5 separate regions of the Mus musculus genome follow, and regions 2, 3, 4 and 5 are each linked to region 1. A link is a loop called in an ENCODE intact Hi-C map of the cell type or tissue named here. Cell type or tissue: heart. All regions are shown on one strand.

Evidence for each region. Peaks named below come from ENCODE experiments on the same cell type or tissue, not always from the same donor. Only the 100,000 strongest peaks of a DNase experiment are listed, where the experiment ranks them.
Region 2: it touches region 1 in a loop (4-fold over the local background); 4 of 42 quality-filtered maps call a loop at or near these places.
Region 3: a loop joins it to region 1, with 7 times the contacts of the local background. A loop is called at or near these places in 15 of 42 quality-filtered maps.
Region 4: it touches region 1 in a loop (7-fold over the local background); 8 of 42 quality-filtered maps call a loop at or near these places.
Region 5: it touches region 1 in a loop (2.5-fold over the local background); 4 of 42 quality-filtered maps call a loop at or near these places.

The regions. Positions count from the first base shown.
Region 1 is chr2:130,177,054-130,182,053 of GRCm38, reverse strand. Snrpb (small nuclear ribonucleoprotein B) reads left to right here and starts at 2,690. Exons shown (of 7, transcript NM_009225.2): 1 at 2,690-2,820; 2 at 4,888-5,000. The coding sequence starts at 2,818. In heart, no CTCF peak of the experiment used is centred here; a DNase peak (open chromatin) is centred at 2,663; H3K4me3 peaks cover 3,412 bases; H3K27ac peaks cover 2,181 bases.
Region 2 is chr2:130,421,444-130,426,443 of GRCm38, reverse strand. Pced1a (PC-esterase domain containing 1A) reads left to right here and starts at 2,156. Exons shown (of 7, transcript NM_178762.4): 1 at 2,156-3,032; 2 at 3,552-3,631; 3 at 3,740-3,978; 4 at 4,069-4,219; 5 at 4,308-4,554. The coding sequence starts at 2,909. Vps16 (VSP16 CORVET/HOPS core subunit) reads right to left here and starts at 2,124. Exons shown (of 24, transcript NM_030559.3): 1 at 1,997-2,124. The coding sequence starts at 2,049. In heart, CTCF peaks have their summits at 1,082 and 1,893; DNase peaks (open chromatin) are centred at 1,773, 2,173, 3,963 and 4,077; H3K4me3 peaks cover 2,352 bases; H3K27ac peaks cover 2,089 bases.
Region 3 is chr2:130,273,753-130,278,752 of GRCm38, reverse strand. Nop56 (NOP56 ribonucleoprotein) reads right to left here and starts at 4,341. Exons shown (of 12, transcript NM_024193.2): 1 at 4,277-4,341; 2 at 4,030-4,119; 3 at 3,607-3,721; 4 at 2,929-3,090; 5 at 2,579-2,777; 6 at 2,130-2,317; 7 at 1,895-2,046; 8 at 1,621-1,721; 9 at 1,129-1,277; 10 at 783-904; 11 at 463-597. The coding sequence starts at 4,279. Snord110 (small nucleolar RNA, C/D box 110) reads right to left here and starts at 3,238; the gene lies at 3,180-3,238. It overlaps Snord57 (small nucleolar RNA, C/D box 57), which reads right to left and starts at 727; the gene lies at 665-727. LOC115489609 (a small nucleolar RNA gene) reads right to left here and starts at 2,516; the gene lies at 2,384-2,516. It also overlaps LOC115489632 and LOC115489601. In heart, CTCF peaks have their summits at 2,879 (motif pointing left) and 4,529; a DNase peak (open chromatin) is centred at 4,402; H3K4me3 peaks cover 3,444 bases; H3K27ac peaks cover 1,590 bases.
Region 4 is chr2:129,798,222-129,803,221 of GRCm38, reverse strand. It overlaps Stk35 (serine/threonine kinase 35), which reads right to left and starts at 2,705. Exons shown (of 4, transcript NM_183262.3): 1 at 2,376-2,705; 2 at 1,218-1,818. The coding sequence starts at 2,681. Stk35os1 (serine/threonine kinase 35, opposite strand 1) reads left to right here and starts at 1,763. Exons shown (of 1, transcript NR_029452.1): 1 at 1,763-4,853. In heart, CTCF peaks have their summits at 1,529 and 2,712; DNase peaks (open chromatin) are centred at 1,681 and 2,651; H3K4me3 peaks cover 3,306 bases; H3K27ac peaks cover 2,615 bases.
Region 5 is chr2:130,411,674-130,416,673 of GRCm38, reverse strand. No RefSeq gene overlaps it. Among named protein-coding and RNA genes, the nearest start is that of Tmem239, 7.7 kb to the right of the region's middle. In heart, a CTCF peak has its summit at 2,031 (motif pointing left); a DNase peak (open chromatin) is centred at 4,713.

The sequences.
Region 1 (5,000 bases):
AGGAGATGAGGTTAAAGAGAGGACAGGCTGGATTTTCCCATGAGTCCTGGGAAGTCAGTGGGAGGTAGAAGGCAGGCTATGCAATCACCTGAGAGAATCCCAGGATAATTTAGAAGGACCCCTCTGGCTGCCCTGAGAACAAGAGTAAAGCCAGGAGAACAGTTACAGACTCATTTGGTAATCCAAGTGAGAGAGGCTGGTGGCTAAGACTAGCAGTCACAGCAGTGGAACCAATAACAAGGTAGGGTGACAGTGGGGGATGGACAGTTTCCTGACAGGTAGATTATAAACTGAAGAAAAGAACTGACTATGCTTCATGTCCTCATTACTTTGTTCTGTTCTGTTGTTTGTTTGTTTGTTTGTTTTGAGACAGGAGCCTGAGGAGCCCAGCCTGGTTTCCAACTCCTTGTGTACCCATCTCACTGTCTGAGTGCTAGGATGGTAGGCATAGCTTACCAGGCCCAGTTTATACAGTGCTGGGGATCGAACCCAGGGCTTTGCGTGTTCTACACAATCTACCCAATGTACCAAAGTCTTAGCACCATTCCTTGTTTTCGTAACTTGACAAAACTTCTGAGATGGGAAGGGAGGAGTAATAAGGCCAAGAATTCAGTTTTCAACATGTTAAATTTAGCCTATCTGCTGGGCAGCTATTAAGCAAGTGATTTTATATAAAAGACCAAAAGTTAGAAAAAAAACAAAAACAAAAAACCAAGGTCAGAGGAATAAATTAGAAAGTTCTAGGCATATAGGCAAGGATTAAAGAGTAATGGAGCCAAATGAGATTAATTCATTAATTCATTAAACAAACACTTACTAAGCCCTTTATGCTAAGCAGTATTCTAAATAATAAACAGTTTACAAAGAAAAATCCATAATGTATCGGAGCTTACATGCTAGTGGGGCAATAAAATAACTTAAAAATATATACAGTACTCTCTTATCCAAGTTTCAGGTACCTTTGGTCTATCAGTTTGAAAATACTAAATGAAAATTCCAGAAATAAGCAACTAATGTTCTGTGTCATGCACTGTTTTGAGTAGCAGGAAGAATGCTATGTCTTGGCCTTAACCAGAGATCAGCCCTTGGGGAAGGTGTCCATGCAGGTGTCCACGCTGTGTGTGCTACCCACTCAGTACTCATAGGATCTCACTGCACTGGCGGGCCTACACTGCAGCACTGGTGTTCAGGTAGTTCCTGTTATCTTTTTGTTTTCGTTTCGTTTTGTTTTTGTTTTTCAAGATAGGTTTTCTCTGTGTAGCTCTGGCTGTCCTGGAACTAGCTCTGTAGAGCAGGCTGGCCTCGAACTCACAGTGATCAGCCTGTCTCTGCCTCCTGAGTGCTGGTGTTAAAGGCCACCACTGCCTGACTAAATCCCGTTTTTGTTTTTGTTGTTTTGTTTTTTCAATAATTTTCTTTTATTCACTTTATATCTGGATCATAGCCCTTGCTCCCTCTTCTATTCCCAAATCCCGCCCTTACAAATCCCCCCCCCCGCCCCCACCATTGCCTCCATCCCATACCACTGTTGGTCCCAAGGGGGATTCCAATCTCATTCAGATGGGAAACTAAATAGTCATTGGAGGTGGATGGACAGAGGGAACTGGGTAGGGGAGGAAGGGGTGAGGAAGGGAATGGGTGGGGGTGGGGGTGTGATGTGGTGGGGAGGAGTTGGGGTTTTTCTCTGGTGGCTAGCTGGAGCCTGGGGCTGGGGAGGATACCTATGGAGGTGACTCTAGCTGAGATTCCTACCAGAGGGGGATATAGAGACTGAAGTAGCCACCTCCTGTAGCCAGGCCGGACTCCGAGAGGCGGGAAGGGGACATCAATCCAAACTTCGACCCAAAATTTGTCTTGCTTAAATCCCGGTTTTTAAAGTCAATTCAAGGGTGCCAAAATACACTTGCGTTAAGTGAAAAGGATATGCATATCGTAAGCGTGCTTATGTAGAAAAAAAATTAGCATATTGTGACTTGGGGAGTTACTCCGAGTCTGGGAAGGCATGCCCTTCCAATAATAAGGGGACTACGGTTTAGTATGTCAGATAGCAATCAATATTTGAAAACAAGCAAAAAGGAAGCGCGAAGAGCCTGAGAAAGTTGCATTTTTTTTTTTTTTTCCTAGAAAGAATGGTCAGGAAAGTCCTCACCAGGACTGTCATTTCTGTTTAAATCCTGGAGGTAAGGGCATGAGGGTGTGCATATACCTGCGAGTCTAGCGCTCCTGGTGAGACAAAAGCAAATGCAAAGAGGGAAGAACATAGAGAGAAGCTAGAGAAGTGGCTTCCTAGAGTGAGTTCACAAGAGCGCTGGGTGAGAACTGGATGGGAGTGGGGTCTGGGACATCGGCGTGTAAACCAAGCACTCCAGCGGAGACTTTAGCTGGGGAGGTGTCTGTCCTCCAAGGATGTTTGCCGCCCAAGTATGGTGTACGCCAGCATCTGGTACTAAGAACGCGGTGGGTAGGAGGATCCGAAGCTCAAGACCCAGTGAGACCCGGTCTAAAGCAAAACAAAACGAGGAGGAAAACTCCAATAAAATCAACAAAGGGGGGGAAAAATCCACCCAAAACAAAACAAAACAAAACAAAACCACCACACAATCCGTCAGCTGATGCTAATGCTCCGCCCCCTAATTGCGTTCCAGAGACCGGAACTCCAGGTCCGAGGCCGGACCGGAAGTAGCTTCACTAGCGGCGGCATTTTGCAGGCAGCATTTCCGTTAGCGGCGGCGGCGGGAATCCAGCGGCTGGCTGGCTGGCGACTAGGCCTCTGTGGCAGAGAATCCGGCGGGAATCTGAGCCATCCGAGCCGCCACCATGGTGAGAAGGCGCGGGCTGGCTGTAGGGCGCTCGGGGGTGCGGAACGGGGCGGTAGCTGGCGGCGTCCGTGGGCTGGAGCCGAGCCGAGCCGCCCGTGGCGGAGGAGGTCGGGGTGGAAGCCGCTTCATCCCAGCGCCAAAGGCCTGGACTTGCCGTGAGGCTGCGACCGGGTAGAGGGGAAGGCCGACCGGGGTACAGAGGCCGATGCGCGGCCGTCAAACGTCGTGTCCCGGAGCCACGGCGGTTTCGGCCCCGCGGCCTCCGTAGCTTTAAACTTGGGCGTCAGTGTGTGCCCGGGCTTTTGGAGCTGGCGCAGGCCTCGGGCCGACCGGGCAGCGCCGGGCGAGGCGGAGGAGTAGCGGAGGTCACGGCCCGAAACCGGAGTCGAGCAGCGGAGGGAGCGGGAGGCTGGAGGAGAGGGTTTGCCAGCAGAGCGCGCGCGACCTTGCTTCTCGTATTTTGATGTTGGGCTGTGTCGGGCGCCGGGGCTGCACCCTAAAGTAAGTTCTGTCTTCACTTGGGCCAGTTTCTGGCCAGGCAGTCCTAATATAGCTACAATATAACTAATATCGCAGTGGTAGCTCAGCGTTAGGCAAAAGTAACGGCAGTGGGAGGAACGAGAACGTTTTCTCCAGGAGGTGACTCCCAAATGATTGTTTCGGGGCACCCGGCTCCCCCATGGGAGGGAGGGTTAGCAATCTGGAAAACTGAGAGAGCAAAGCAGTCGATGGCACGAACTTTCCAGGAGTCTGGTTGCTGAAGGCCCAGTCTTGCTTTATCCTGTTGGTAGTGAACGATCGCTGCAAGATTTTTCCCAGGCTTAATGAACTTAAGTTCTTAAAGGTCAGCCAGGGAAAGTGGTCTTTGCTTGAAATCTCAGTTTGTTATAATTTCTGTACTCAAAATCCTAATTTTATTTAGTTTTGGCTACAGACCACATGTAATAAATACCTCGAATCTCTCCAAAAGATTACTCTAGTTGCGTGGCTGAAGAAACCCGAGGTGCTCAAACAGGATATTGCTTTTCTTTTTTCTTTTTTTCCAAGAGTTGACTGAGGCAAGTCCTTACATAATCTTCAGCCGGAGTAGCCTATTTTACCAGTAAAAATGAATGACACTGGGTCCAATTTTGAGGATCAAATGAAATACACAATCCCTTTCAAGGGCCTGGATATACAGGGAGTATCCAATAAGGTATATTAGCTGTTACTAGGCAAAGGGACCGATGTATGCTGATCCCCGTGAACAGTTATGTAAGGGGATTAAGCAGAAAACACAATCTGGATCTTTAGGTTAGGATGGGGTAATGCTTACGGGAGTGAACAGCACTTGCAGTTCCTGGCAGAGATGATACTTGGGTGGTTGGGGGTGGCATAACGCCAGTTAGATGCGGGTGGGGGGGCATGTTTCTGAGAGAGACAGGTACTTCTGTTTACCTTGGGATGTGTAGAGGCTCCCCCTTTATTTTTGCAAAGCTATATTGGAAGCCAGGATAGAAACTGTTGTTGCCTTAATTAAAAATTAAGGATAACAAGTTATATATCAGTATTAAGTATCCAAACTAATTAACACTAGCCCAGTAAAGTTAACCCTATTACACCAAGCCCTGGAGGCATGCTAACCAGTGCTTGGTTTGAGGACTCCATTCTTGCTTCAGACTTGATTCACTTTCTGGTAATACACTTTTCCTTAAGTGGGTTTTTGGTGCCAGTCAAATTCCAGTTCTTAGTTGTTTTGATGGATTTATATGTTCATAGCTCTGAGTCTGCCATTTAGTATGGGTGGATTTGGTTAATTTGTGGACACTTACAGTCCCCCGAGACAGACACAACATAAGCAAAGCCACTATAGTCTGAGGAAGATGACTTTTTTAAGGGAAGGGAGACTAGCAGGTTACCTGGCAGAAGTCTAGGCTGAAGCTGGGCGATAGGAAGAGTCTCAGGTAAAGACTGTGTGGAAGACAGTTGGAAATTGTTGAGAGATTAGTCTGGTGGAAGACTTGGGGGAGGGCCAGAAGTGAGAGAGTGCAGAAGAGCTGAGCCTCCCTGATGCCTGTTCTCCTCACAGACGGTGGGCAAGAGCAGCAAGATGCTGCAGCACATTGACTACAGGATGAGGTGCATCCTGCAGGACGGCCGCATCTTCATCGGGACCTTCAAAGCCTTTGACAAGCACATGAA
Region 2 (5,000 bases), 240 kb before region 1:
CAACTTAGGACATACATATCAGTCCCAGGAGGTGTAACACTTCTAGGCCCTTCTTGAGTCCAGCACTTCTGTGACTCACTCACATCTTCTGAAGCATTACCTATCTACCCATGAAGCTGACTCTCCATAGAGTAAACAAGAGGAGCTCTGTCGTAATGTGGTCATCTTCCTTATGCTCTGATTTTAAAAGTCTGGGTAAGCAACAGGTATTTTTACAATAGCTAATATTTTATATTTATTATTTTTTAGCCTTTTAAATATGTATTTGGGGACAGAGTCTCATCTTGCCAAGGCTGGCCTCTGATATATATCCATCTAAGGCTGAACTGGCAATCCTAGTCTTCCAGCCTCCACATGCCAAGGGCTATGTGTTATATGAGGTTGTGGATGGGACACCACACTCTGCTCATTAGTATTTTCAGTTGCTTCATATTGTACATGTGTCTAAGAGAAATCATGACTAAACAAATGTAACAGAGCTCTAGAAATTACCACAAGGCATCCTCTGTCTAGAAAATGCATTACATTGCAAACAACACAATTCCATTTAAAAGTTTGGCTATGAGCAGAAGCAAAGTCTTCTGGGTTTTTTTGTTTTGTTTTGTTTTGGTTTTTTTGGTTTGTTTTTTCGAGACAGGGTTTCTCTGTATAGCCCTGGCTGTCCTGGAACTCGCTTTGTAGACCAGGCTGGCCTTGAACTCAGAAATCCACCTGCCTCTGCCTCCCAAGTGCTGGGATTAAAGGTGTGCGCCACCACCGCCCGGCTCAAAGTCTTCTATTGAAATAAGACGCCAACGCAATGTCTTTGTGATCTTCGGGTACATCAATAAAACATTCTTTACCATTTTGTTGGGTAATGATTAGGTTTTGCTTGTTTCTGTTATTATTTCAAGACAGGGTCTTACTATGTGGCCCTGTCTGGCCTGAGCTATAGAGCAGGGTGGCCTGAATCTCAGAGTGCTGGGATTAAGAGGCGTGGGCCACCAAAGGCTGACCAACTATTAGGTAACAGGCACTAGCCTAAATATGCATGGGAAATAGAAGTATTCTTAGCCTTCAAGAGCTTAGCACGAGAAACTCATACCAACACTGCCCTCGTGTGCCACATATGATAAGACTCTACAACTGGACCTTTGTGAGGCATAAAAGGATTCTACTGTAGGAAAACCAAGCAGGTCCTGAAAGATGAGCAACATTCTTCAGGGTGATAAAGAGGAAAATAGCAATGCCCATAGAAGCGACTATAGAACTGTGCAAACACAAAGCCATGGAATTGCCTGGTGTGATGAGGTCCTGCAATTAATTCTGTGAAGCTGGTACACCCACGGATTGAGGATGATTGAGGTTAAGTTGGAAACCACTCAGAGAGTGACAAATGTAGGCTGACCAATTGATGAGCGCTCCACAAGCAGTTTGTACTTTATATCTTAAAAAGAAATAAAGCCAACGAGACGGTAACCATTGTAATCACGTTACTAGTTTTAGCCTTGAGAAAGACCCACAGCTAAGGGCACTCCAACCCCGGTGAGTTGCCACTGCCTCGGGTTCCTCATTAATAGTGCCCCAAGACTGAAAAGCGGTTCATCCCCTTTTCTCAGCTTTGGTCAGTACTGTCACCCCGCCCGCTGTGGCGATCCCGCCTTCCTGTGAGAGCCCCTGTGGTCCGACTTCAGCAGTTTCCGGAAGGAGACTGGCACTCGCTGTCGCCGCGGGGCGGCCTCCCTCTACGTGATCTAAGCATCCTTCCGGAGGCCAACAGACCTCGGTTTAGGGGTGGCTTCTCAGCTTGCCTCAGTTGGCGCAAAGGAAGGACCAGATTGCTGCCCCTAAAGTGCGTAAAGTGGCAGACGCTCAGGCGAGCCGCCATAGGGACGGACGCCAGCACGCGTAGTGGCCGGGGCGAGCATTGCTGGCTCTGCCGGGAGGCTCAAGCCAGCAGCAGACAAGCAAGGTAAGCTGGGCTGTGGGACGGAAGGTGGGGCGTCGGGCAGCTCACCTGTAAAAGGCAGAGTCCCCGAGTGGATTCCAGTTCGCAGTGTAACAGTCCATGTCTAGTACAGCTGGCGGCAAGAGTCGCCGAGGAAAAACCCGCCTAGCGCAAGCTCAGGCCGCACTTCCGCTTCCGCCCTTCGGGGTCACGTGACGAGGCCGCCTTAGCGGCCATCAGAACTGTGGGCAAGCTACGCTGAGCTATCGTCCTGCCCTCGGCGCGGCGGCCCGAGTGGACCTAGCCCTGGTTTCTGTCCTCCACAGCGGCCAACCTCGCTGCCTTTCTGACTCCTCCGGCGTTGGGGATCGCATAGGGCGGGACACGGGTGACCGAAAGTGGGAGCCATGAGCATCTGAGGCACAGATGCTGGAGGCGTTGGCTGGACCACCGTAGCGCACGCATGGCGAGCGCTGGGCGTCGAGCTGCGTACCTACAGCTAACCTGGGCACCCGGGCTCTGTGGGGCGGGATCTTTGCAGAACCCACCGCTCTCCAGGGGCATGGGATCATTGACTCTAGATCAGGACATCGCTGCCGAGACGCTGTCGCACGGCACCTGGGCCTGCCCTACTGGCCCGTGAATCCCTGGAGCCCCCGAGAGACTTGGTAACTGGCGCGAGCGGACGAATGCGCACGCGCGGGGCCGCCGTTGACACGTGGCAGGGCAAAGGCGTCTCTGCGCGCGCGAAGCGCTGTAGTCTAAGACTACGGCCCAAGTGACCCTTCTTCCCTCCGAGTGTGATAAAGGCTGCTGCCGTGTTGGGATTCGCCTTGCCGCTCCCACTTTCCTCCCCATTACACAGAGCAGCCAGGGAGGGGCCAGCGCGCATGGGTCATCTTGGAACAGACCGGACCTACCTAGAGTCCCTGCCCTCTGTCAGCTTATTGGCCTCTCCCTGCAGCTGGTGTCAGTGGCAGCATGGTCTTCTGTTTGGAAAACGAGATGCCACACCGCCTGCTGGGAAGCGCCATGGTCCACTTCCATGCCTCAGAAGTCCAGCAGCTGCTACACAACAAGTTCGTGGTCATTTTGGGGGACTCCAGTGAGTGACCACTCTAGGATGACATTTCACCGCCCTGTATCTTCAACCTTTTCTTTGTCTGCACGCCACATCTCCATTTCAGACTTCTCCATCTCTTACTCTGTTTCAGGACACTAGACTGCATTTTTTTCTTTTTTAAATTCCCTATGTACCTTCCCTGGGTGCCCCGGCATATCATTTGTGCACTATTTTTTAGCCCATGAGTGTGGCATCTTTATTTGTTGTTGCCCTTCATGATTTTCTTAAAAGGACCTGTGGGCTATGTTGTGTGTTTTCCTAGGGATGGGACCAACTTAATTTTGCCATTTGGTCTTTGGTCGCTGTACATAAGCTAGAGGAGAGGGAAATAGCTGGAAAGAGCAGAGCTAGGGCTTTAAAATCTCGTCTTTTCTTCTCTAAGCCAACCCTCCATAGAGCTGCTGTTGGAGAGTCAATCCCTGGAAAACAAAGGCCTTCATTTGGGAAACTCTGGGAGGGGGTGAGGCCGACCTTAACCTTGGGATCCCTGTCTCCCTGCAGTCCAAAGAGCTGTGTATAAGGACCTGGTGCTTCTGCTCCAGAAAGACACACTGCTCACAGCTTCCCAGTTAAAAGCCAAGGTGAGAGAAGCTTGGCAGCCATGCCAGTGTTGGGTGGGTGCAGACCCTGGCCTGAAAAGGACCACCTACCTGGCATGGATCTGACCATCGGGTGGGGTGGGTGGGCAGGGGGAGCTGAGCTTTGAACAGGACCAGCTGGTGGCTGGGGGCCAGCTGGGAGAGCTGCACAACGGGACACAGTACCGCGAGGTCCGCCAGTTCTGCTCTGGCTCTGGCCACCACCTTGTGCGCTTCTACTTCCTCACCCGAGTTTACTCCGAGTACCTTGAGGACATCCTGGAGGAGCTGTCATATGGACCTGCCCCTGACCTAGTGATCATCAACTCCTGCCTCTGGGATCTCTCCAGGTTCAGGCGGGGGGAGAGGGAAATACTGGTTGGAGGTGGAGGTATGGCAGCACTCCTGTGCTCTTGCCCACCCTAAGTGTTACCCAACAGATATGGCCGCTGCTCAATGGAGAGCTACAGGGAGAACCTGGAACGAGTCTTTGTACGAATGGACCAGGTTTTACCAGACTCTTGTCTGCTGGTGTGGAACTTGGCAATGCCTCTGGGGGAACGTGTCACTGGGGGTTTCCTCCTGCCAGAGGTGAGTGACCGGGACCCTTCCGGACAGGGGATAGAGTGGCTGGCCGGCAGCTAGGAGACCCTCTTAGAGACTCCACTTTGTCAATTAGCTCCAGCCCCTGGCAGTGTCTCTGCGACAGGATGTGGTTGAGGGGAACTTCTACAGCGCTACACTAGCCGGGAAACACTGTTTCGACGTCCTAGATCTCCACTTCCATTTCCGGCATGCTGTCCGTCACCGTCATCGAGATGGTGTCCATTGGGACCAGCATGCACACCGCCACCTCTCGCACTTACTTCTGGCCCACGTGGCCGATGCCTGGGGTGTGGAGCTGCCCAAACATGACCGGCTGCCAGGTAAGCCCTCCCATAGACTGGTTGGGTATTGGTGTAGGTAGGACCTTTGGAGCACAAGGCACAAAGAACTAAATGGGACTGAAGTACTTGTAGAAAGTAGGGGACCTCTTGAAGAACAGTTGTAGCTCCTGAATGTTCCTTTCTCGTTTCCTGAGAAGGGTTACATCACAGGGAGCACGTGGCTGTTCAACTAACAGTTCTTCAGCTTTGTGATTCTTCCTGTTTACCTGAATGGACATGCATGCGCAGGTACTGATTGTAAAAGGCAGGGTCAGAAGACCCTGATCAATAGATAAATGGAAAAGAAATGAGACTGCTTCCAGGTAATCCCAGGAATAGGAAGTGGGAAGACAGATAGGGAAAAAAGATGGTCTAGGCAGTGTTGCAGAGGCAAGCTCATCAGAGAAGTAAAAGGTACAGTGAGCTAGCAGGTTGCTCAGCAGTGA
Region 3 (5,000 bases), 97 kb before region 1:
CTTAAACCCTAGAGAAAACCCCCTGTATGCTGCTCACGATGGATATCATGCAGAGCTCCCAGGGAACACTGAAATGAAAATCACTAATAGCTCAAGATTTTAAAAAAAAGCCTAAGGGACAATTCTAAACTGTCACATTGGTGACCTCCCTGCCCCCACCCCCCATCATGAGACACTATCACCTCCAGACACAGAACAGGGAGAGCAGGAATTCACACTACCCCCGTTGAGGACTCCTGGGAGGCAGCCGAGGACAGAGCACACTTGCCCATGGAATGGGCCATGTGCTACAACCAGCATTCTGGGCTCTTGTCAAGTTCTCTCAGCACCTATCTCCTCCCTATAGAATCAAGAGGTAGTTTTAGGTGTTTTGGTCCAAAGAGCCCAAGCTCAAGACCATGGTTTGATGTCCTGTGTTCTACGGTTGAGAAGCCTACAACCTGGGATCCACACAGGACTGACCTCACACTCCTCTGGGGTACTGCTGTTTTCTGACGAGGCCAGGGCCAGTGCAGCCAGTCGCTTCTTTTCCTTCTTCAAGCGCTTCTTCTCCTGTTTTTCCAGCTTTCTGGTGATTTCAGCAGCCGCTTCCTCTGCCTGGCAAAAAAGCAAGGCGCTGAAAACCCAGAAGACCCCTGACTTGCCACAACACTCCTAGTCTTGCTGGATCAGGCTCATTAAATCAGTTGTATTGCCTCCATTTCTGAAGGTCAGGCCAAGTTCGTTCATCCTTTCCAACAGTCTTTCTGGCACTCAGCTACCACAACCAAGCACACACTGACCTGAACCACAGCTTCCTTCATGACATCCAGGTTCTTCCGTGGGATCTCTCCAGTCTCATAGAAAGACAGCCGTTCCTCAACTTGTTCTCGGAGTTTTTCCCCAAATACACTTGTGGGGACCTCTAGATGTGTGTGCGTGTGTAAACAAAGTCAATTACAACCCTTGAAATGACAAACTACTCCCCAGCTGCTCTCCCCTCAGCTTCACTCAGACCCAAGGTGTCAACACTCACTAGGTGAACTCTGTTGACGAAAAATATTACCATCATTGTAGAAGCTGCCAAGGTAGGTTGTTTCCCCCCCACTGTAACCCCTTCAACTCAAATGCCAACTTCCCCATCCATACCAGAGAAGCAATCAATTCTTGAGGCAATACTGCATTTGTTTGCTAGGTATCGGGAGATACGGCCTTTGTTCTTTGCAGCTGCTCGGCCAATGAAGGTGGAATGAAAAATGAGTCCATATTTTGGTGTGTTACCCCTTGTCTTCAGGGCTCTGTGAGAATATTCAGTCAATAGTTTAGTCAAAAGACTTGACCCAAATAGCCAAGTTCCCCTCTTCTAACAATTTCCCACCAGGCTTGGCTGAACTTTCTACCTCACCAAGTGCCAACCTAGCTCCCAGAGGCAGAGAGGGAAGGCATCCAATTTGCTGACCTGGAAACTCGGTCCCCTTTTGCTGGGCCCTGGGAATCACTCAGACACCAGGACTGGCCATCACCCCCATAGCAGAGGCCTGTATAGGTCAGGTTGCCCTGGTCAGCCATCATTGTAATCCCCAAACAAAACAGTGGACACCAGAAGCAGCACCTGACATGAGCAGGCGCCCTCACTGGTACCTGAACAGGGCCTTTTCAGCCCCAAGGATCTGTACTGTGGACGCTGGATACTTGGCCAGGTTGGTGAGGCTGCCAGCATGAGCAATGAGGCGTGCACCTACCTGGAGAAAGATCCGAGGAGGAGGTCAGGTGAGTAAGTGGGAACCTGACCTCCCAGGCTCATCCCCTCTTCTCTTCCCCACCATGCATCAACTAGGGACAACATGCTAGCCACAAGGATAGCGGTACAGAATGCTGAGTTTCACTCCCCCACTTTGTGTTCCCCATGACGCACCGCTTCCCCAATTAAGGCTGACAGGCTGGGGGCTACTTGGCTCATCTTGGAGCGAAGGTAAGTGTGTAGGCTCTGGCGATACTCTGACAAAGACACCACACGACTGGAGAAGCTCTCGATGTTTATCAAGTCGATAGCAGATATGTCCATGCCTAGGAAACACCTAGTGTGAACAGGGGGACCAGATACTCAAGGAGTCTCGTACCTTATACAGGCTGCCGCGCTCCGCACTGACCCATGGAGGACCGAGAAGCATCCAAGATGGCCTTAGCCTTGGCCCCGTCCATCGTAATTTCTTCCAGTTTCTCTAACTTCTCTTCATTCAGCTCCCTGCGGTTCCCAATGAACTGAGCCAAGCGACAGTATGTGGCGTTGTCATTGACGATCTTCACCAGCTCTGGAAAGTGGTACCCATACCACTCCCTGTAGAGGAAGTCATTCTCTGATCCAGCTATCAAACCTCAACTCAGGTCCCAAGCTCTCTCAGGCCCGTGTCTCCCCATTCACAATACAGACCAGGCACAGTGGCCTAGGCTGAGGTGTACATGGGGTAGGTTTATTCTGCCTCCTCTTTCTATACAGTCAGTGTAGGAACACAGCCTGTGGTAAGCACAAGGAGGCCTTGCTTTGGTCCATGATTTTACCCACATGAATCATCGGCCATGCTCGACTTCTATACCTTACCTGACGCGCATCGAGAAGGTATTGATATCTTTATCCAGTTGGTCCAGGAGGCTTATGGACTGAATAATCATGTTGTCCACTCGGTTCACATTAAATTTAACTTTGGCACGAGAGTAGCTGTGTCCCAGCCCTAGCTGGGCCTTACAAGCAGAAAGATCTGTCAGACCCTTCACCAGATTATGGAAATGCAGACGAACTCCTAAAAAGAAGATGGGACTTTAAGAATAGATCCTCCAGGACCCAAGTAACCACTCACAGCAGATCACATCACCAGGCCCGTAGGCCCCCTGCTGGCTTCTGTGGGCACTGCATCCACGTGGTGGACAGAATAAATGAAATAGGACTCTTACCTCGAAGGATCTCAGCTATCACACCACCAGTCTGGCAGTTGTACCCCAACTCTTCCTGTATTGCAGCACCAATCTTGGGGTCTCCAACCCCCAGAAGTACTTTCTTCTTTTTAGATGGCAGGTATGTCTCCAGGAGCAGGCGGAGGTCCTCGTGAACAACACCTTTGGGACAAAGAAAACAGCTCTAAACCACACATTGCAGATTGGAGACTGTCTCCAATCGGATTAGTTAACACCCATCCCCGCAGGCATTGCTCAGACACATGGAGTCGTCAGTGATCTCTCAGGGGATTGACAGATATATAAGTCATCATTGCAAAGCCTGGCTCTACCACAGGTCCAGGAGCACAATTGTAAAGCATTTAAGTGCTTTTTAAATTACAAGATTTATTTATTATATGTACACTGTAGCTATCTTCAGACACCCCAGAAGAAGGCATCAGATCTCATTAGGGATGGTTGTGAGCCACCATGTGGTTGCTGGGATTTGAACTCAGGACCTCTGTAAGAGCAGTCGCGCTCTTAACCGCTGAGCCATCTCTTCAGCCCCTGCATATTAATGTTTTAAAATGCCATCCTGTAGGTCTCAAATAATCCCTAGACTGTATCAAGCTTAGAAGAAAATCATCTAAGAACATCAACCACCCAGAATCCCATGTTCCGGAGGGACCGACTCACCTTCAGACACAGCATTGGCATTTTCCAAGGCCACCTGGGATGAAGAGAAGGGACAGAAGGCCACCAGACGAACGACATTGTGGAATTTGCCAAGGTTAAGCACACATTCCTCCACCTGGAGAGAAGGATGAATGGGCTTTCTTTGAATTTGGCTTCTACAGCGCAGTAAGGCAGAAGCACCAGCTGTTGTAGCAATTGGTGCCTGGGCCCCGAATCTTAATTCTCAAGAAATGGAAATGAGATGTTTATCTCCGACCGCTTCCAATTATATAGATTCGCGTTAAAGAGTCCCCTCATTCTAGAGCTCCCCCCCCCCCCGCCGGGCCCGGTGCGGTCGGCCACGTGGGAACACGCGGTGCATGCTGGGGTTTGGCGGCCTTAGGGGCTGCATTGCAGCTCCGCGAGCCCACCGAGCTCACCCACCTGCGGCAGCAGCAGGCTGATCTCCTCCACTTCCTTCAGCGCCAACAGCGCGTAGCCGACCGCATGCTCGAACAGCACGTGCAGCAGAACCTGAAAAGAACCGGCGCGCGGCCATCAGTCAAACTTCCCAGTCCGCGGGGCCGCTGCTAGAGCAGGCCCTGGCTCAGACCCGGAGCACGACCCCGAATGCAAACCCAGACGCACGCTAAGGCCTTCACTACGCAAATACCCCACCACCACTCCTCACCATGGCGCCTGCTCCGTGCCCAGCTCGCAATGCGGCTAGCGCGCTCTGGCGCGCGGAACCAGACTGCGGAGACCACACCTTCTCCGGTTTGACCAATCAGAGGCTGCGGACGAAACCATTGTCAGGTCTTCGGAGGGGGTTCGCGGGTGTGGTATCGTCCGTCGGGCGGGTTGGACTACCACGGGCGCGAGCGGGCCTGCCAAGCCCAGCCTCTGCGGCTGCGCGAGCCGGTACTGCGTCTGTAGTGAATGGTGTCGCTCCTGCCGGCAGGCCGCAGAGTGGCCTGGAGACCACCCTTCTTCGTTCCTCGTGCTTTTGTCACCCGTGTGCCGGGCGGCAGAACTCGGTGAGGGGACATGAGGCTTCCTGATAAGCCTCGCAGGTTTCCCGCTGCCCAGATATTCCGGGTCCTCGTGGGACCCGGCCTCAGACCCTGCAGAAATGGCGTCTTCTTGCTGCCTGCCTCTTCCTTTTACATTTTGTTGTTAACAAAATTGTTGGTGCGGGCTGAGGCATAGACAAGAGCGGTTTACCTCTTCCTAGTTCTGTTCCTTTCCCTGATTCATAGAACCCAGCGCTGCTCGGCACCACGTGGTTGCTCATGGCCGCGTAGGCCCAGAATTCTTCCAAGGAGCTGCGTTCCTGTTTTTTTCAGTGCCAGTTTTAGGCACACCAAGGTGGATAATTTAAAATCACCTTTGCTTTAAAAAAGAAAATAAAAAGA
Region 4 (5,000 bases), 380 kb after region 1:
CTCCTGGAAATGATGACAAGCAGGATGGGAAAGGCCCCCAGAGAATTCCATCACACTATCCAATCCACTGTTAAATGACTTTAAAACTCTGCAAGGAGTTCTCCTGGGACCTTACAATAAAATCTGACAGGTGCTCCAAAAAGACTTTAGGAAATCTAGCCCTAAATCCCACCCAGTCTGCTAAATTCAACCTCAGATAGGGAAGGAAGGCAGCAATATATCTGCAAAGATCTGTGAGGGCCATGCTGGCTTACAAATACTTCAAGGACACAGGAATTTGGAGGCCGGAGTCCCACTCTTTCAAGCTGATTAACCTTAATCGAGCTGTGTTTGTGCCCACTAGGCTGAGTTCCTCTATTTATAGAGCAGAAGCTTAATTTACTGTTACAGATATTATCCAAATCGTAGCGCTCAGATTATATAGCTGGGATTGCGACTGTCCAATTTCCCTCGCCCTACCCCCTGCCCCAGGAACTCAAGACACTTGCAGCCCACTGCCTCTTCTCTAGTTTACACAGGAAGGCAAGGTGTTTGGCCTCCTGGAGCCCCATGGTTCTGCAACAATCACTGCTCAGACAGCCCCAGGGGTTATGAAAACAACTGAGATTGTAACAGGGCAGGGAAAGCTGCAACCTGTTTTGTTATGCGACAGCTCTTGGCCCACCTGAGGGGGTTATTACTGGGTGCGTGAGTTATTAACCTGTGGTGCCCTCAGGGACTAAACCAAGAACCAACTGAATGATTGTCTGCTCTCGGGTGAAGGGTTGGGGTTCTCGGAGGAAACCTCACACTTGAAGACAAGGTTTGGGAACAGAATTGGAAGAAACTAGAAATCAGGAAAGGAGAATGGCATGGGTGGGTCTGCTACTTTTTTTCCCCTCTAGGTTCTGATGAGAAAGAGGCATGAGGGGGCTTCTGCAGTTCTACCAACTACTTTGAATCCCACCAGGACTACTCTTCATCCATCTTTTAAAATGCTAGGCTTGTAATTATGGCTCACACCTACTGAGTGAGTACTTAAAAAGATCAAGGTTAGCACTTGGTGAGCTTGTTAGGGAATGTCAGCTAACGGCTGGGGAACAGACTGATTTCCTAGCAAGAAAGAAGGTCCCAAAGCCGGGTCAAGGACCTTAGCGAGCCAGAGACAGTTATTAGAACTGAGTGGTTCTGAGAACAAGGGGGTCCAGGAGAGGGCAGGACTGCCGGCTGTAGTCTACCTTTGAGCGAGGTCTCCACCAGGCGCAGGTAAAGCTGTGAGTTCTTGTTGCCGTGACTCATGCGCTGGGCTAACCCGTTGCGCTGTAGGACGCACTCCTCAAACTGCACGATATTCTGGTGCCGCCGCTTGAGACTGGTGAGGGCCCAGAATTCTGCTAGTGCCAACTCCACGTTCTCGGGAGCGTCGCAGCGGATCTTCTTGACTGCCACCCTGGCCCCACTGCGCCCAGCCACAGCCTCATAAACCACGCCGTAGCTGCCGCGCCCGATCTCCGCCAAGAGGCTGTAGCGCGGCCGTGCAGGAACATCCCCGCCGCCGCCATCCGGCCGCCGCCGGGCCAGGAAGGCCTCGCCCGGGACCTCGGCCCCAGCCGGATCCATGGCCTGGGCCGCCGGCCTCAGCTTCTCGCACAGTACCCGCTGGACTGGGCTTCGCCTTTTCCGCTCCGGGCTTTTTGTCCCTCTGCGGGCTCCGTTCTCTTTCCCCGTTTCCATGGCTGCGGGGGGCGGGGGGAGCAGCAACGGCGCCGCCCGGGCCCCCCTTGCCTCATCCCTCCGTCTAGCCCCGAGATGTGGAGGAGCGGGACCTTGGATGGTGATCTAAGGGCGAGAGGGAGAAGTTAAAACCCACCGGGCCGAGAAGGGTAGATGAGGAACTTAAAGCGTCCGGCGTCCCACCTCCGCCGCCGGTCGCGGCCCCTTTAAGAAGGAGCCACCGTCTCGAATTGAACGGGGGAAGGGAAAGGAAAGCGGGAAAGACGGAACCACCGGGAAGTACCGAGGGAGGACCGGAAACCGAAGCGCAAACCGTCCCCTCTCGCCGACTTATCCGTCAGGAGCAGAAAAAATAAATAAAGCCGTAGGGATCGTCCCCATCGAAGACGGCCGGCTTAAACTTTCCTGGGGCTTAGCCCCCTCTCAACGGCCCCTCCCCACGTCCTACCCGGGCTTCTCCCGGTGTAAACAGTCCCGTGAATCAAACCCAGGAGAGCCCGGCGGGACGACCCAGACCCCCGGGGACAGCGGGCGAAGGGAAACCGGCTAAAAGATCGGCTTCCGAGGACGACAGGCGGAGGCCCCGGTGACGCCCCCGGGACTACGGTGGGGCGCCGGGGCTCCCGCTTCGGCCCTCCCTTCCTCCCTCCACTCCCTCTTACCTGGCCGGCGCTGTTCCTCTTCCGGGCGAACCGGTTCCCCCTTGGAGCCCGCGCCGGAGGATGGTCCGTTCCGAGCCGGGCTTGTCTGCAGAGCCGGGTAGGGCGCGAGGCGGGGAGCCTGGCTGAGCGTGTAGCGCGTCGCGGCGCTGCTCTTGTGATGACAGCAACGCTCCCGGGGGAGGCCTCGGCTTCCAGGTTCCCGTGGCCGTCCCCGAGTTCACGCCAGCTGAGCACTTTACGTAACCTCTTTATGTAAGCTGCACCTCCCGCCGCCGCTCTGGTCAGCGGAGATTCCTGGTGGCCCATCCCCCAGGAGGCCAGCGGAGAGCCGCGCCGCCTCTCTGCAGCCGAGGTAGACCCAGCCGCCGCGACAGCCCGGAACCAATCACTGGCGAGAACACCCAGCCAACAAAAAGAGCGCGCCAAAATCCCGCGATTTGTACCGAGGGCCTTCGCGAGGCGCCTGCACTCCGCAAACGCCTTTCCGGACTTGACCTGCATCGTACCTCTACGCCCGCACTCGGCACTTGATGCTGATTGGGGGAATGGCTTAGGTGTAATCGATTCACAGCTGAGACCAGGGTTAGAACGCTAATCTCCACGCCCACTAATGACCCCAATGATCTCAGCCGCACTTAATCCTCAGTATCCTTCTCTGCCAAACCCGGGTGGTCCGCACTTCCAAGGTTGCAAAGGACCAAGTGAAATATGATGGCTGGCTAATTGAGTGCCTGATATAAGCTGCTTTGGGCTTGGATTTTGATACCCTTCACCCCGGCCGCCCATTGTGGTGGGAGGGAGCACAATGGCTGTGTAGTTAAGAATGATCTTGAACTTTTCCTCTTGTCTTCATCTCCCGAGTAATGGGATTAAAGGCGGGCACCACCACACCCAATTTATACACCCTATTTGTTTGTACAGAGCTAGGAATCCAAGGGTTTTGTGCATGCTAGACAGGCACTTTACAAAGCTACATCTCCAGCCCCTAGGCGTGGTTTTTTAAAGTATTTTGTACCCTGCTTTGTACTCCAATGCCTAGAAGGTGCCCAGTATTTTGTTAGCTGATATTGAAGGACAGTAACTAGAGTTTCTGCTACACACTATTTTAAGTCTGGGGAAAAAGGAGTAGACACGACAGTCTTTGCCTTAATTGCGACTCTTGACACTGGAGGAGACAGTCAACCTTGTGTCTTCGTAGATGTCTCACAGTTAAAGTACTTAGAACAGTGTTAAAATACACACAAGACAGATTAAATGTAATGTAAAACAATAAACAAGAGTTTCTAGAATTTCTATAGCTTTTCTGTATGTAAGTGGTCACATATACACACAAGGTGTAAGAATAGTAAAGTCTCATCTTTTTTTTTGCCAGAATTACATTGTTTTGCTATATTTTCATGTTCTGTGCACAAATATGTATGTATGAATGTATACATGTTGTAAATCCTTTTATATTTATAAGATATATATGTATACATATATATATATATACACACACACACACATATATATATACACACACACAAATATATGTGTGTGTGTGTGTTTTTTTCCCAAGGACAAAGATACTCTCTAGCACACTCTCAATACAGTGCAGAACCATGAACAATGCCATGCTTTTGTTTACTATGCCATCTCAAGGTTTACCGATTGTCCTTTCCTTTCTCTTCTAGTCCAATATACGAGTCCTCAGCACCTAGCCTTATTGGATAAGGATTCCAACAGCCTCGTTGTTAACCGAAACTCCTTTACTTCTTTTCCTTGTTGTTGCTGGGTTGTTGGGTTTTTTTTTTTTTTTAATTGGTGGTGATTTGGGTTTTTTGTTTTTTGTTTTTGTTTTGTTGGTTGGTTGGGTTTGTTTGTTTGTTTGTTTGGAGACAGGGTTTCTCTACTTAGCTTTGGCTGGTCTTAAACTCAGGGATCTGCCTGTCTCTGCCACCCAAGTGCTGGGATCAAAAGGTGTGCACCACCATACCCAACCTCACAATTTAAACAACTTAAATTTCTTTAAAGGGTTCATCTTCAAATATTGTTACTAACCTATTGGGGGTTATAGGTTCAACACATGATTCTGAGGTAGGACCACAATTCAGTTGGCAGCAATCTCTTTAGAAAATGACACTCATCTGAGTAATGAATAGCAAGAAGCCAGTCATGCCACAACTAGTGGTGGGGCATTGCAGGGAGAAGAGACAGCAAGTACAAGAGTGGCCAGGGAGATAACCTTGGTCAATTAAAGAGACTATTAGAATGTAAAACAGCCTGGGTAATGGCTCAGTGTGAACCTGATGACTTGATTTCAATCCCCACCCCACCCCCCAAGCTGACAAAAAGGTGAAAAGAGAATCAACTCCACAAAGTTGTCCTCTACCCTGGTACCCACAATCCTACAGAGATGGTGATGAACCCCAGAGGCTCAGAGGTATGAGTCCCCTGCAGCTGTTGAATTAGCTAATAAAATACTTTCACATTTGATTCTTAAATTTGGACTTGCTTAAATTACTAAAGTAATCTTCACTTGCTTTTATGCTTGATAGCTAACATTTATGAGCAGTTTCTATCTTCCTGGCATAGAGAGTGACAAAGAGTATTTATGACATCCTTGAAAACATAGTTTCTTTCAAA
Region 5 (5,000 bases), 230 kb before region 1:
ACAGGTACTTGTGTACATACATTTGGAGGTCAAAGGTCGACACTGGGGTCTTCCTCTGTGGTTTTCTTTTTTAAGACTGAGTCTTCACAAACCTGGAGCTCACTCATAAGTTCACTGGCTTCTCCCCATTGCAGCTTCAGGGATCTTCTTATCTCTGCCCTTCTACCCTACACCCCACGACATGCTGGGACTACAGATGCATGCCACCATATACTAGGTGCTAGAGGCCCAGACTGAAGTGCTTTCATGGTAAGCACTGTACCAACTGAGCCATCTCCAAAGCCCCGTTTAACTGAATATTTAAAAAGAATTGTCTGTGGATTTTTTTATTAAATACATTTTAGTTTACTGTCGATTTTTGATGACTTTATCCAGTTAAAAATGTTTCTGTCCAGACCATGAATGGATGAGAAATAGTAAAATGGGGACTGGATAGATGAGTCAGTGATGAAGTGTGCCAGTACCCACATGTGGCTCACAACCAGCTCTAATTCTAGTCCCAGGACATCTGATGCCCTCTTCTGGCCTCTGGCACCAGGTGTGCATGTGCAAGAGCACACACACATGTGCTCATATACATATACACACGTGTGCTCATATATATATATATATATATATATATATATATATATATATATATATATATATATTACATACATATATATGTGCACACATTGGTGAAATGCCAATACACATTAAAAATAAAACCAGTTAAAATCAAACTTACGAAAGGAACTGAATACTTCCCCCACAGGTCAGAAGCTATGTTAGAGTTTGGACAACAAAACGACTTACTGGCAGATGGCAGATTATCTATGCAAAAAAAAAATCTAACGGAAATCTATCTTTAAAGGTAATTTAGTACTAAGTGAATGTACAAGTTAGTTACGATCCACACAGGAAGACTTTGCCTCAAGGATATGTTTACTTGGGGTCAGTAAAATGACTCAATAGGTAAAGATGCATGCCCCCAAGACTGATGACCTGAGTTCAATTTCTGGAAGCCATGTAGTAGTGTACAAGGGGGCACAGTAAGGGAACTGCAGACATGGCTGCTCTATGTTATAGTTAAGGTTTTTTATAGATATGAGAACAGCTAGAGGTACTGGAAAGTTCAGAGCAGAGAGAGAAGTTGACCAGCCATGTCGAGGGCTAGGGACATGAGAGAGAGGAAGGAATAGTGGAGATAAGGAAGGTGAGTAGCTAGGGCATAGGGGTTGGGGACAGGAACTTGGTGTTGGGGACTTTGAAATGTGTAAGTACTTGTGAGTAGGGGTTTGATATGCAGCCACAGATGCATGTCAATGGAGCCATCGGTCCTTTTGCCAGAGGTAATAGAAATGACTCCCTTTGGTAGGCAGGATCCCTCTGTGAGCACCAGGCACACATGTAGTTCTCAGATGTGCATGAAGACATAATACCTGTACACACAAAGGATAACATTTTTAAAATGTAAAGACAAGTTATTACAGGATAGACTCAAAAAGTGGAGAAGTCACTGCATAGCCATCTGAAGAAGATTCATTTCTATTTGTAATTCATACCATTTGTAATATCAAATATTAGCTGGAAATAGTTCATAACTCAGAATGTTAAATTTTAAATTACAAATCTAGAGGAAAATAGTTGGTAGTCTATTATTGGACAAAGATATTCTAGATATAACACCAAAAGCATAAAATATATAAAATTTTTCTTGAGGCAGGGTTTATGTAGTCCTACCTGTCCTGGAACTCAATCTCACAGAGGTGTGCTTGCCTCTGCATCCTGAGTGCTTATTAAAGGTATGTGTCATCATATCAGGCCCATAAAATAACATTTTGATATGCTGTTGTACTGTGTGGTCCAGAGAATGATGCGTGAGAGTTTATTAACTATAGAGGCAAACTAAAAAGAATAAGTGGCGAGCTAGAGAGGTGTTCACTGGTTAAGGGCACTGGCTGCTCCTCCAGAGATTCTGCAGTTTCCAGCACCCACAGGGTGGCTCCTTCTGTGACTCCTGTGACTCTAATTCGGAGGGATCTCATGCCCTCTTCTGGCCTTTGTGGGAACAAGGGAAGCACATGTGTAGAGACATATATGCAGACAAAACATCCCTACACATAAAGTCATTAAAAAGTCATTGAAAAGAATAAGTAACAAGGGAAAAGCCAGACCAGGCATGGTGGCGCACGCCTTTAGTCTCAGCACTCAGGAGACAGAGGCAGGAGGATCTCTGTCAGTTTGAGGCCACCATGATCTACATAACTTACGTGAGTTTCAGGACAGCCAAGACTAAATAGACCCTGTTTCAGAAGGGAGTTTTCAGAGGGACTTTCCAGTACCTCTAGCTGTTCTCATATCTATAAAGGGAAAGATGGGAAAGAGAGAGAAGAGGGGGAGGGAGAGAGAGAGTTAAGCATCAACTTGAGTGCTCACAACACCCTGCAGAAATGCACTAGGGAAGCATTCAGGCAGTCAGCTAGATTCCCAATAGAAAGAACCCCAGGTGGGACAGTGTTTGCTTAGGTGGAGCATCCAAGTGAAAGAATAAATAGCAACAGAGATTTTTTTTTTAAAGATTTATTTATGTGAGTACACTACAGTTGTTTCCAGACACACCAGAAGAGGGCAACAGATACCTTTACAGATGGTTGTGAGCCACAATGTGGTTGCTGGGAATTGAACTAAGGATCTTTGGAAGAGCAGTCAGTGCTCTTAACCACTGAGCCATCTCTCCAGCCCCAGCTATAATGTCTTAAAGTCAGGCACAACATCCAGTAGAAACCATCAAGGGAAGTTGAGGCAGTCCATCGGATTCTCGGTTGAACTTTCTAATCTCTATAGATGAGCTCTCCAGGAATGAATTTGTGGTTTTCTCCCCTGCTGTAGACGCTATGTTATGGAGAAACATTAGTAACCTCTGTTGAAAATGGTGTGCCCCCTAGATGGAATCCCGACCCCTCTGGGAGCCTTAGCCACGACTGCACTTTCTTGGCCAGAGCCTCAGATCTCTGCCAGCTGGTGAACCTTGCCATGTTGAGCACCAGATTCCCTACACTGGCATTTTTGGCATCTTCATGGTCCAGGCCACCTTGATGTGGAGTAGATACAACGTTAAGCAGTTTTGCAGTTCTCTTCCCTCCCTGTCACAGAAATTAGGCCAGTCTACCCTCACACAAAGGGGAGTTGGAAGACACTTTGAGACAAACATGCTTGGGCCTGAAGTGGGGGTGGAGGAAGGACAACACTGCTTCCAGAGACAGCTTCTTGGTGAACTCAAACCAGTGTAGTTCCTTGTAACTGTATTTCATTAAAACGCAAAACTCCTGTTCTCCCAAAAGCTGTTAAGAAAAGGCAAGCTGTAACCTGGGAGAATGTATTTTCAAATCAGACTATCAGATAAAAGACTTGATTCTAAAATAGAGAAGCACTCCTTTGTCTAGTTTAGAATAAGTAGCTCTTAAAGTCCAGTAAACTTAAGGGAGTGCAAACAGTTTGAACACTTAAGGAAAGAAGACAGATTGTAAATAAACATGTCAACAGATGGTCACCATCTTCAGCCACTAGGAATAATCCCAGTATAAACCATGACAAGGTAGCACCATTTACTGCTGGAATGGCTAATATAGAAAAGATTGTACCATATGGTCTGGCTCTCTCACCTATAAGTGTTTATCTACACAAAACAGGAACCGGTTCATATGAAGACTTCACAGTTGTAATAATAAAAGCAGAAAATGACTCAGGCCCATCCACCAACAGGTGGCTTAATTAATTCGGTACATCACCCATTGGAATACTACTCGGTTATTCTAAAAAGTGAACTGTTGGGCTGTGAGGACAGCTCAGTAGGTGAAGTGCTTGTCTTGCAAGCATAAGGACCAGAGTTGGGTCACCAGAACTCACACAAGAGCACTAAGTACTGTGCCACACACTTGAATCTAGTGTTGGGGAGACAGAGACAGACAGATCCCTGGGGCTGGCTGACCAGCCATTCTAACCTAATTGGGGAACTCAATTAGGAAATTGAGGAAATAGAGGTTTTCTTGAGGCTTATCATATGGCCTCTGAGCATGCAGACATACATGAAATATTGATGCACACACTAACATTTTCTATTTTATTTGTCAGACATTTAAAGGCAGGGAAGAAACTATTGTAGAATTAACATGTTAAGTTAATCTCTTTTAAAACTATCTTATTGCAGTATCAGAGCTCAAACCCTGGGCATCACATGTCAGCCAGGCAAGAACTCTCCCACTAAGCCACATTCCTAGCTCTAACATATTTTTATTTTTAAGATGGAAAATACTTGAAAGGTGAGAAGTATAAAGGAAGCAATGGCTCCATTACAAAATATGAATGGAAACGTTGACTCAGCTGAAAACGATGTTTTACAAAGTTAATTGTATCCAGATTCTCACCAAAGACACCCAGGGCCAAGCCAGAAGTTGGAATCCCGGCTGTCCCAGGATTCTCAGCTGAACTTTCCGAGCCTAAAGTTTCTCTTGCTGGGGTAGCCAACTTAAGATTTAGGAAAGAAAGTTAGGAGTCAGCAAAGCTGTCATCCTGATGGTGGTAGACTTGCTATTTCTCCATGGCCCCCAAGTTCTGCCCCATTCACCTCAAGACTGACATCCAAGCTTGTAGAATCTTGCTCAGCCTGAGGGACCCTAGCCAAGGCCTTTACACGGCCAGGGCCACAGACTTCCGCCAGGGGGCGCGCCTCACTACATTGAGCACCAGATTCCCCGTGCTGGGATTTTGAGCCTCTTCCTGGTCCAGGACAGCAGTCCTTCGCCTTGTGGATGCCCATGGTCTTCGTATCCCAGGCTGGGCTTGGGATTTTCTTATCAGTGTCAGGTTCTTGTCCACCCCCTTCTACACAGTGTTTGCCAGCTGCCCTCACTATTCCTCTCCACTTAGCCAAAAGGGGATTTCCAAAGGCCACTCTCTAGAGCAGATGTCTGTCCAGTCGTCCAGGACCGCAGACGCTCCCCTCCCCCCATCCCCGCCAG